3 separate regions of the Homo sapiens genome follow, and all the other regions are linked to region 1. A link is a contact called in ENCODE Hi-C or POLR2A ChIA-PET data. All regions are on one chromosome and are shown on one strand. Each heading gives the region's core, a stretch centred on a gene start or an enhancer-like site at or near the end of the contact. The rest is flanking DNA. Distances are from core to core; before and after follow the strand shown.

Region 1 (2,700 bases), core at 67-2,566:
AAGGTCAAGGCAAATAGGGCTCAACATCAAAATCATTTCAACAGGCATAGAATTGTGGAAATGTTTCCTGCTGTGTCTCCCCTGTTGCTAATTCAGTACATTTTCTCTCTCCCCAGCATCTCCCTACCATAAAACTTAAACCATGAAGCGTTTGGTCCCATGAAGAGCCGTGTGGATACCATCTGCATCCCTGACTAGGGAAGAAGGGGACTGTGACAAAAGGAGAGTCCCTGCTAGACAGCAGCGGGGACTGGAAGCCCCTTTCAGGGCAGGAGGAGGGGAAGGGAGGCTGAAAGTCAGGCGTGAGGCGTCTGGGGGCAGTAGAAAGATTCAGATAGGTTTGGGGGATCCGAGGACATCAGAGCTGGTGCCTATGTCCCCAGGATGCATCCTAAGGGGTCTGCGAGGCTCACCTTAGGCCTGACATTGCACCCAGTGTGGCCAGGCTGCAGCAGATGGAAATGACTGAGGGTCCCCAGTCCCCAGGCAGAGGGGCTGAGGACAGTCTCACAGAGACCCCCAACCCCTGCAGCTGAGTGGAGGAAGCCCAGGAACTGAATGGGATGGTCTTATGGGTTGAAGTGTGTCCCCAAAAAAGATATGCTGCGGCCCTAACCCCCAGTACCTGTGAATGTGACCTTATTTGGAAATAAAGGTCCTTGCAGATATAATTAAGAAGAGGTCATTAGGTGGGGCCTAATCCAATATGAGTGGTGTTCTTAGAAGAAGAGGAAAATGCCATGTGACATTGGAGGCAGAGAGTGGAGAGATGCATTTGTAAGTCTGGGGCTAAAGCCGGAAAGGCAAGAAAGGACCTTCCCCTAGAGGTTTCAGAGGAGGCACGGCACTGCCCACACATTGATTTCAGACTTCTGGCCTCTGGGACTGTGAGAGAACACATTTCTGTGGTTTTCAACCACCGGGTTTGTGGGACTTTATTAGAGCAGCCACAGAAAAAAACAACATATGGGAAGAAGATTGACTGTGAATTGGAAGTTTTCAGGGCAAAGCGAAGTCCAGTCAGCCTCAGAGAACGTGGATGCGGTTCCCGGAGACCAGGGCAGACCAGACCCGCCCCTCCTGAGCAGGTCCAGTGATGGCAAGTAGGGCAAGAGACTCCTGTCCTGGCCCATGCAAGCTTCTCCACACAGCCAGACACCATCTTCAAAAGGAAACAGGAGGGAGACCCCCCCGAGTGCAGAGAAACCACCCTTACAAGGGATAGGGCTTTGAAAGGACCACATATTTTCCTGTAAGAGACGACTTTACAAAAAAAAAAAAAGAGAGACTTTCGGTTTTGTCACCCCTCCTCTCCCCACTGCCAAGACATCAGCAGGAAAGGGGGCACAGGGCAAAAGGAGATCAGATCTGGAAAATCCAGGCTTTTCACACAACTTAGCCCAAGAACGTACATTTCACCCCCTACACTCTTCTGTTTTTTTGTTTTGACACAGAGTCTCACTCTGTTACCCAGGCTGGAGTACAATGGTGCAATCTCAGCTCATTGCAACCTCTGCCTCCCAGGTTCAGGTGATTCTCCTGCCTCAGCCTCCCAAGCAGCTGGGATTACAGGCTCGCGCCATCAAGCCCAGCTAATTTTTGTATTTTTATTCGAGGCGGGGTTTCACCATATTGGCCAGGCTGGTCTCGAACTCCTGACCTCAAGTGATCCACCAACCTTGGCTTCCCAAAGTGCTGAGATTGCAGGCGTGAGCCATCGCGCCTGGCCCCCTACACTCATTTCTACTGATAGTTTCTGCAGAGTTAGGGCACCCTTTTAAGCACCGATACAGGAGAGGCTCAGGCAGGAAACCAAGGTAGGTTTCACAAGTGCATCTGCAGATGGGGCCACCCAGTTGATCACCAGGATGTTCACTGGAGCATGACATACAAACGCAAATGTCAGAAGCAACCTACATATCCACACGGGACTGGGTAAATAAATAATGATAACGGACTCTGTGCCACCATTAAAATTATGCTGTCAAAAGTGGTTTCATGATATGGGCCCAGCATGGTGGCTCATGGCTCTAATCCCAGCAATTTGGGAGGCTGAGGCAGTCGGAACACTTGAGGCCAAGAGTTCAAGACCAGCCTGGCCAACATGGTGAGACCCCATCTCTACTAAAAATACAAAAATTAGGCCAGGCGCAGTGGCTCATGCCTATAATCCCAGCAATTTGGGAGGCCGAGGTGGGCGGATCACCTGATGTTGGAAATTTGAGACCAACCTGACCAACATGGAGAAACCCTGTCTCTACTAAAAATACAAAATTAGCCAGGCGTGGTGGCGCATGCCTGTAATCCCAGCTACTCGGGAGGCTGAGGCAGGAGAATCACTTGAACCTGGGAGGCGGAGATTGCAGTGAGCCAAGATCGCGCCATTTGCACTGCAGCCTGGGCAACGAGAGCGAAACTCCATCTCAAAAATAAATAAATAAATACAAAAATTAGTTGGGCATGGTGGCAGGCGCCTGTAGTCCCAGCTACTTGGTAGGTGGAGGTGGGAGGATCACCTGAGCCAGGGAGGTGGAGGTTGCAGTGAGCCGAGATTGCACCACTGCACTTCAGCCTGAGCAATGGAGCAAGACTCTGTCTCAAAAAAAAAGTGATTTAATAATATGGTGAAAGGTTGTGATAAATGTTAAGTAATAGTAACAATAATAATAAATCAGCCTAAAAGGGTATCTTTTTTTTTTG
Region 2 (2,700 bases), core at 100-2,599, 300 kb before region 1:
AGCACCTCAACACCAGCTCCATTTTTAAGATGAAGAAACCGAGGCGGGGGAGGAGGTCTGCTCAGTCCTGGAACACCCCACTTCCCCAGCAGCCTTAGGCCGCCACCCCTGCCCGGCTTACCCACCTCCATCGGGGAGCCTCTGTCATTCTGGTAGCTGGGGGGTGGGGGACTGGGGAACAGAACACATTCCCCAGGGCCCTTTGAGTCATGCTGAGTCCTGTAGAAGTCCCAGCACCACCCATGGTGCTCCCAGGAAGCTTTAGCTGGCCTCTGGGAAGCAAATTGGGGCTCCTGACCCCTCTAAACAGAGAATGGCACCCCCGCTCCATGAGTCTCTTTCCTCCTTTCCTCTCTGGCCCCTCTTGCCCTTCTCTGTGCCTGGTGGCAGGATTTAGGAGCCCATCTCTGTCCCCCATAAGTACTGTGGCTGGGCGAGCCCCTGCCCTTCCCTGGGCCTCACTGGCCCAGCTGGGACCAGGCCAGCAAACCCAAGTCTCTCTTGACCTGACCCCCCAGGACACTGTGTCCATTGGAGCTCTGACTGTACCCCCTTTGCCCTGGTGCCCTCCAGTCCCCACCCCTCTCTCTCTCTCTGGCCCTCTTATGGACTCTTCCAGAGGGAGACTGTCCCACCCCACCTCCTGGCTTCTCCTTCCTCTTGGTCTCTCTCCTCCTGGCCATCCTCATTGGAAAATGCCAAGTCTGCAGGTTTCCCATGACCTTGAACAACCGGCAGTTTGGGAGTGAGCAGCTCTGAGCTTTGCAAGGAGGGCCTAGGGTGAGGCCCACCATGGGTCCTGGGGGCTGCATTGCCTTTGCACCCCACACCCTGTCCTGCTGACCTTGCTTCATTTTTCTCCATGGCAAGTGGCATCTTCTCACTGCTTACTTGGGTATTGTACGTCCATGGCCTCAGTAGAATGTTCCTTCCACAACGGTAGGGGTTTTGTCAGCTGTGGTCACTGCTTGGTCCTCACCCGGAAGGCCTATAACAGTGCCTGGCCCACAGGGGGCCTCCATGAGTGCTGAGGAAGGAGGATTTCCTCCAAGCCACCTGTGGGGAGCACTTCCTTGTGGGCATCACTGCCTCTGATGCACCATCTGCCTGCCCAGGATATGCCAGGCCCCTTTCAGAAGATGGGGAAACTGAGGCTCAGAGAGGAAGAGACGAAGGGAAGGAACGGATGCAACCTCACACAGTGGTCCCTGGTGGGAGTCCAGAGGAACGGATGCAACCTCACACAGTGGTCCCTGGTGGGAGTCCAGAGTCGAACCCACGCATTCAGGCCGTGGCGCTTGACTTAGCCCTTCCTCCCACCAGCCAGCCAGTCCGCCAACAGCTGAGAGGGGCTGGGACAGCCCCGCCCGCACCCCACGTCCCTGACGCCTTCGGCCACGCCCCTGTGGTAGAGTGAAGAAACTGAGGCACCCCGCCTCCTCGGATTCCTTGCAAGCCTCCTTCCCACACCCGCGCCCGCGCCCCCGCCCCCTCCTCGGGCCCTGCCCTCCCTCCCTGGCCTGGCCCCGGCCCCGGCCCCGGCCCCGGCCCCGCGTAGCCCCCGGCCCTTGGCAGAGCTCAGCCCGCGCCCACCCGGAGCCGGGGAGGGAGAGAAAAATGAGTTTTCCTGCCGCCCGGTGGCGGTGTCAATTGATCGCGCGCGGGCGGGGCTGCGCGCCGGGCTGGGGGCCTTGCTCGCAGCTGCCGGCGCGCAATTATCGGGAAAAAACTGGGGCGGCTGCCGCGGTGAAATTAGTTATCGATCCCTCGGTGGGGCCGCGGGGCCGCGCTTGGCGCTGAGGGCTGCAGACCCGGCCAAGCCCGCTGGGCGGGGCGGGGGCCTGGGGGGCGGCGGGGGCGGGCCCTCCCCCTGCTCCGGCCTCTCCCTCCTCCCCCTCCTCCTCCCTCCTCCTCCCGCCCGCGCTCCCCTCTCCCATTCATCCTGCCGCCGTATCGACCCGCGGCCGACCCCGCGCGGCCAGGCGCCCCCGCCCGCTGCCCTCTCCTTTCCCAGCCCGGCCTCCCCCGCGGGGGCTGTCACCGAGCGCCTGGCACGGCCGGGCCATGCCCCGGGGAAGGAGGGACCAGGGCCGGGGGCGGGAGCCAGCCCTTGTGCTCGCAGCCCTGGGTTCGGAGCCCAGCTGCCCGGGAAGGTTTCCAGATCTCCCTGAGCCTCAGTTTCCCCATCTGTAAACTGGGTGGTGGTGGCTTCGTCCCCCGCTTTGAGAGGACAGCAGGAGAGGCGTCCTGAGAAGTGAGTTCGCCTGGAAGCTGCCGGGCTGTAGTTTGCGTTGATACCACCGATCTTCCCGGTCACTCTAGGAGACGGGCCATATCCCCGTTTTACAAATGAGGAAACTAACTCAGCGAGGGGAGACGCCGTGTCCAGGGACACACAGTAAGCAGGTGGCCCAGGAGGACCCCAGAACCCGGCTGGAGGTGGCGGTGGGGGGCGAGGGGTGCCTGCGGAAGGAGAGGAACAGGAGCAGCGGGAGGTCAGCGCTGGCACCTGCAGCCCTGTCAGCCTGCGGGGGTGCGGAAGTTTGGGAGGTCTTAGCAGAGTGGTGCTGACAGATCGTAGAGCGTGGGTGGAGGTCAGGGCTCCCCAGCCCTCGCTGAGCCATTGGCTCGGCAGCCTCCTGGTTGGAGAGGAAGAGTGGGGAGGGACAGAGGAAGGAGAGGGAAGCAAAGAGGAGAAGG
Region 3 (2,700 bases), core at 177-2,676, 470 kb before region 1:
AAGCCTGGCCATCTGTATTTTTTTTTTTCCAAGACAGAGTCTTGCTCTGTTGCCCAAGCTGGAGTGAAGTGGTACAATCTGGCTCACTGCAGCCTCCGCCTCCCGGGTTCAAGCGATTCTCCCGCCTCAGCCTCCTGAGTAGCTGGGATTACAGGCGCGTATCACCATACCCAGCTAATTTTTGTATTTTTAGTAGAGACGGGTTCACCATGTTGCCCAGGAGGGTCTCGAACTCCTGGCCTCAAGTGATCCACCGGCCTCGGCCTCCCAAAGTGCTGGGATGACAGGCATGAATCACTGTGCTCAGCCACCATCTGGAGTTTTAAAAGGCTCCCATGTGAGTCCCTGTGATGGCCAGGCCAGGGGACCCCTGCCAGTTCTCTGTGGAAGCAAGGCTGGGGTCTTGGGTTCCTGTATGGTGGAAGCTGGGTGAGCCAAGGACAGGGCTGGCTCCTCTGCCCCCGCTGACGCTTCCCTTGCCGTTGGCTTTGGATGTCTTTGCTGCAGTCTTCTCTCTGGCTCAGGTGTGGGTGGGAGGGGCCCACAGGAAGCTCAGCCTTCTCCTCCCAAGGTTTGAGTCCCTCCAAAGGGCAGTGGGTGGAGGACCGGGAGCTTTGGGTGACCAGCCACTCAAAGGAACTTTCTGGTCCCTTCAGTATCTTCAAGGTTTGGAAACTGCAAATGTCCCCTTGATGGGGAATCCGTGTGTGTGTGTGTGTGTGTGTGTGTGTGTGTGTGTGTGTGTGTGTGTTTTCTCCTAGACCCGTGACCTGAGATGTGTGATTTTTAGTCATTAAATGGAAGTGTCTGCCAGCTGGGCCCAGCACCTCGTCTTGGGTTGCGCGTTCCTGGTGTTCCCTGCTGCCCAAGCTGGCCTGATGCTCCAGCGCGCTGGGCGTTCTTGCCGGTGACTGTCTACAGCCAGTTTGGCGGGACAAGATCTCTGGCGCAGACACCAACGCGCCCTGGCTGGGTGTTAATCACACAGCAAGCAGCAGCCTCCTGCCTCCCGTTGGGGCGGGTAAGGTGGCATCTGGCGAGGTGAGCCAGGAGCACCCAAATCCTGCCCCGGCCAGGTCACCCCTCCCTGCGGGGCTGCCCCGCCCGCGGGCTGCCATTATCAGCTCCGTCAACCAGGACACGGAGACTCCAGGAGGCCAGCGCCCGGAAGTGCGGGGCCAGGTCTGAAAGTCGGGGCTGCCAAAGTCCCTGGGCGGAGCCCCTGTGCTGCACGGCCTCACTTTCCCTGAACGCCCCCTCCCAGCACCCCGAGGCCGGAGCCCCTCTAACGGATGGGACCTGCCGTGCCGGGGGTTCTCCAGCAGCGCAGGGACCCCAGGCCCCGCCAGAAAGCGCCGTGAGGCCCCGGGTCCCGTTCGGAGCTGAGAGGGGAAACACTGCCCCCTGGTGGTAAGGGGACGCCTCTGTTTTTGGGCCGCGGCGGCTCTCGGGAGAGAAACGGGAAGGGCGCGATCCAGTATTGAGCACCTACTGCTTGCTAAGCGTTGGGCTGGGCATACTAGTTGGATTTTTTTCCAACTTATGTCTGTAATTCAAGCACTTTGGGAGGCCGAAGTTGGAAGATCTGAGCCCAGGGGTTTGAGACTAGCCTGGGCAACAGAGCTAGATCCCTTTTCTACCAAAAAAAAAAAAAAGAATTAGCCGGGTGTAATGGTGCCTGCCTATGGTCCCAGCTACTCGGGAGGCTGAGGCAGGAGGATCGCTTGAGCCTGGGAAGTTGAGGCTGCAGTGAGCCGAGATCCCACCACTGCACTCCAGCCCGGGCAACAGAGGGAAAATGTCTCAAAAAAAAAAAAAAAAAATCCCCAAAACAATCCGAGGCAGGAGGGATTTCCGCTTTCTAGATGAGGAAGGTGAGGGTTTTTAGATGAGAGAGGCAAGGTTCACAGGAAGGAGGCTTGTAGGGGGTGTCTCCTCACAGGGGAGAGGTGACTTGCCTGCTGTCCCTGGGCTCGGACAGTGTAAGGCCAGAGGGAGGACAGATCCCAGGGCAGGGGCCATCCAGGAGGCGAACCCAGCGTGCATTCTTGTTGTTGTTGTTGTTGTTGTTTGAGATGGAGTCTCACTCTGTCACCCAGGCTGGAGTGCAGTGGTGCCATCTCGGCTCACTGCAACCTCTCCTTCCCAGGTTCAAACCATTCTCCTGTCTCCGCCTCCCGAGTAGCTGGGATTACATACAGGCATGTGCCACCACACCCGGCTAATTTTTATATTTTTAGTAGAGACAGGGTTTCACCATGTTGGCCAGGCTGGTCTCGAACTCCTGACCTCAAGTGATCTGCCTGCCTCAGCCTCCCAAAGTGCTGGGATTACAGGAGTGAGCCACCGTGCCTGGCCACAGCAGCGTGCGCTTTTATATTTATATTTTCCTTCCTGGGGAAAGAGGGGCTCTGTGGGCAAAATAACCTGCTGGGAACCCACCGGACCCAGGTGAGCAGGGGCATCGGATGCCCATGGCAATACTGTGAACCTGGGGCGTGGGTGAAGGAGGCGGCCCCCACCACACTGGAGCCGCAGAGACCACGAGACCATGAGGTCCCCTGCCCGGCACCGCCCCTGTTCTGTCGGCTTGTGAGTGCCTCCTCAGGGTGGGGTGGTGCCCGATGCTGGGGTGGCAACCTCATCCTGCCCCCCGTCCCCATGCATGCAGCTCCAGCCTGGGGTGGGCGGGCTCCGCAG

What was found. A loop is a pair of places that touch in the nucleus more often than their neighbours do. ChIA-PET counts read pairs that join two places held with the same protein, here RNA polymerase II (POLR2A). Pooled maps may share reads with other maps.
Region 2: a loop to region 1 is called in a pooled map, with 2.8 times the contacts of the local background. The contact joins two enhancer-like sites. A Hi-C loop is called at or near these places in 1 of 168 maps with a recorded cell type or tissue (PC-9) and 2 of 50 pooled maps. POLR2A ChIA-PET finds 5 or more read pairs at or near these places in 2 of 52 experiments (PC-9 and naive thymus-derived CD8-positive, alpha-beta T cell).
Region 3: a loop to region 1 is called in a pooled map, with 2.9 times the contacts of the local background. The contact joins two enhancer-like sites. A Hi-C loop is called at or near these places in 1 of 50 pooled maps. POLR2A ChIA-PET finds 5 or more read pairs at or near these places in 3 of 52 experiments (IMR-90, T-cell and activated B cell).

What each region holds. Positions count from the first base shown.
Region 1 is chr9:129,269,499-129,272,198 of GRCh38, reverse strand. No RefSeq gene overlaps it. Among named protein-coding and RNA genes, the nearest start is that of LINC02975, 12 kb to the left of the region's middle. Within about 2 kb of position 1,316, at least 6 of the 41 ENCODE cell types and tissues checked have a DNase peak (open chromatin) inside an H3K27ac peak, as active enhancers do.
Region 2 is chr9:129,568,064-129,570,763 of GRCh38, reverse strand. No RefSeq gene overlaps it. Among named protein-coding and RNA genes, the nearest start is that of C9orf50, 52 kb to the left of the region's middle. RefSeq lists enhancers at 1-74, 1-86, 87-950. Within about 2 kb of position 1,349, at least 29 of the 41 ENCODE cell types and tissues checked have a DNase peak (open chromatin) inside an H3K27ac peak, as active enhancers do.
Region 3 is chr9:129,736,462-129,739,161 of GRCh38, reverse strand. PTGES (prostaglandin E synthase) reads left to right here. Exons shown (of 3, transcript NM_004878.5): 3 at 1-813. Among named protein-coding and RNA genes, the nearest start is that of PTGES, 15 kb to the left of the region's middle. RefSeq lists an enhancer at 1,471-1,720. Within about 2 kb of position 1,426, at least 29 of the 41 ENCODE cell types and tissues checked have a DNase peak (open chromatin) inside an H3K27ac peak, as active enhancers do.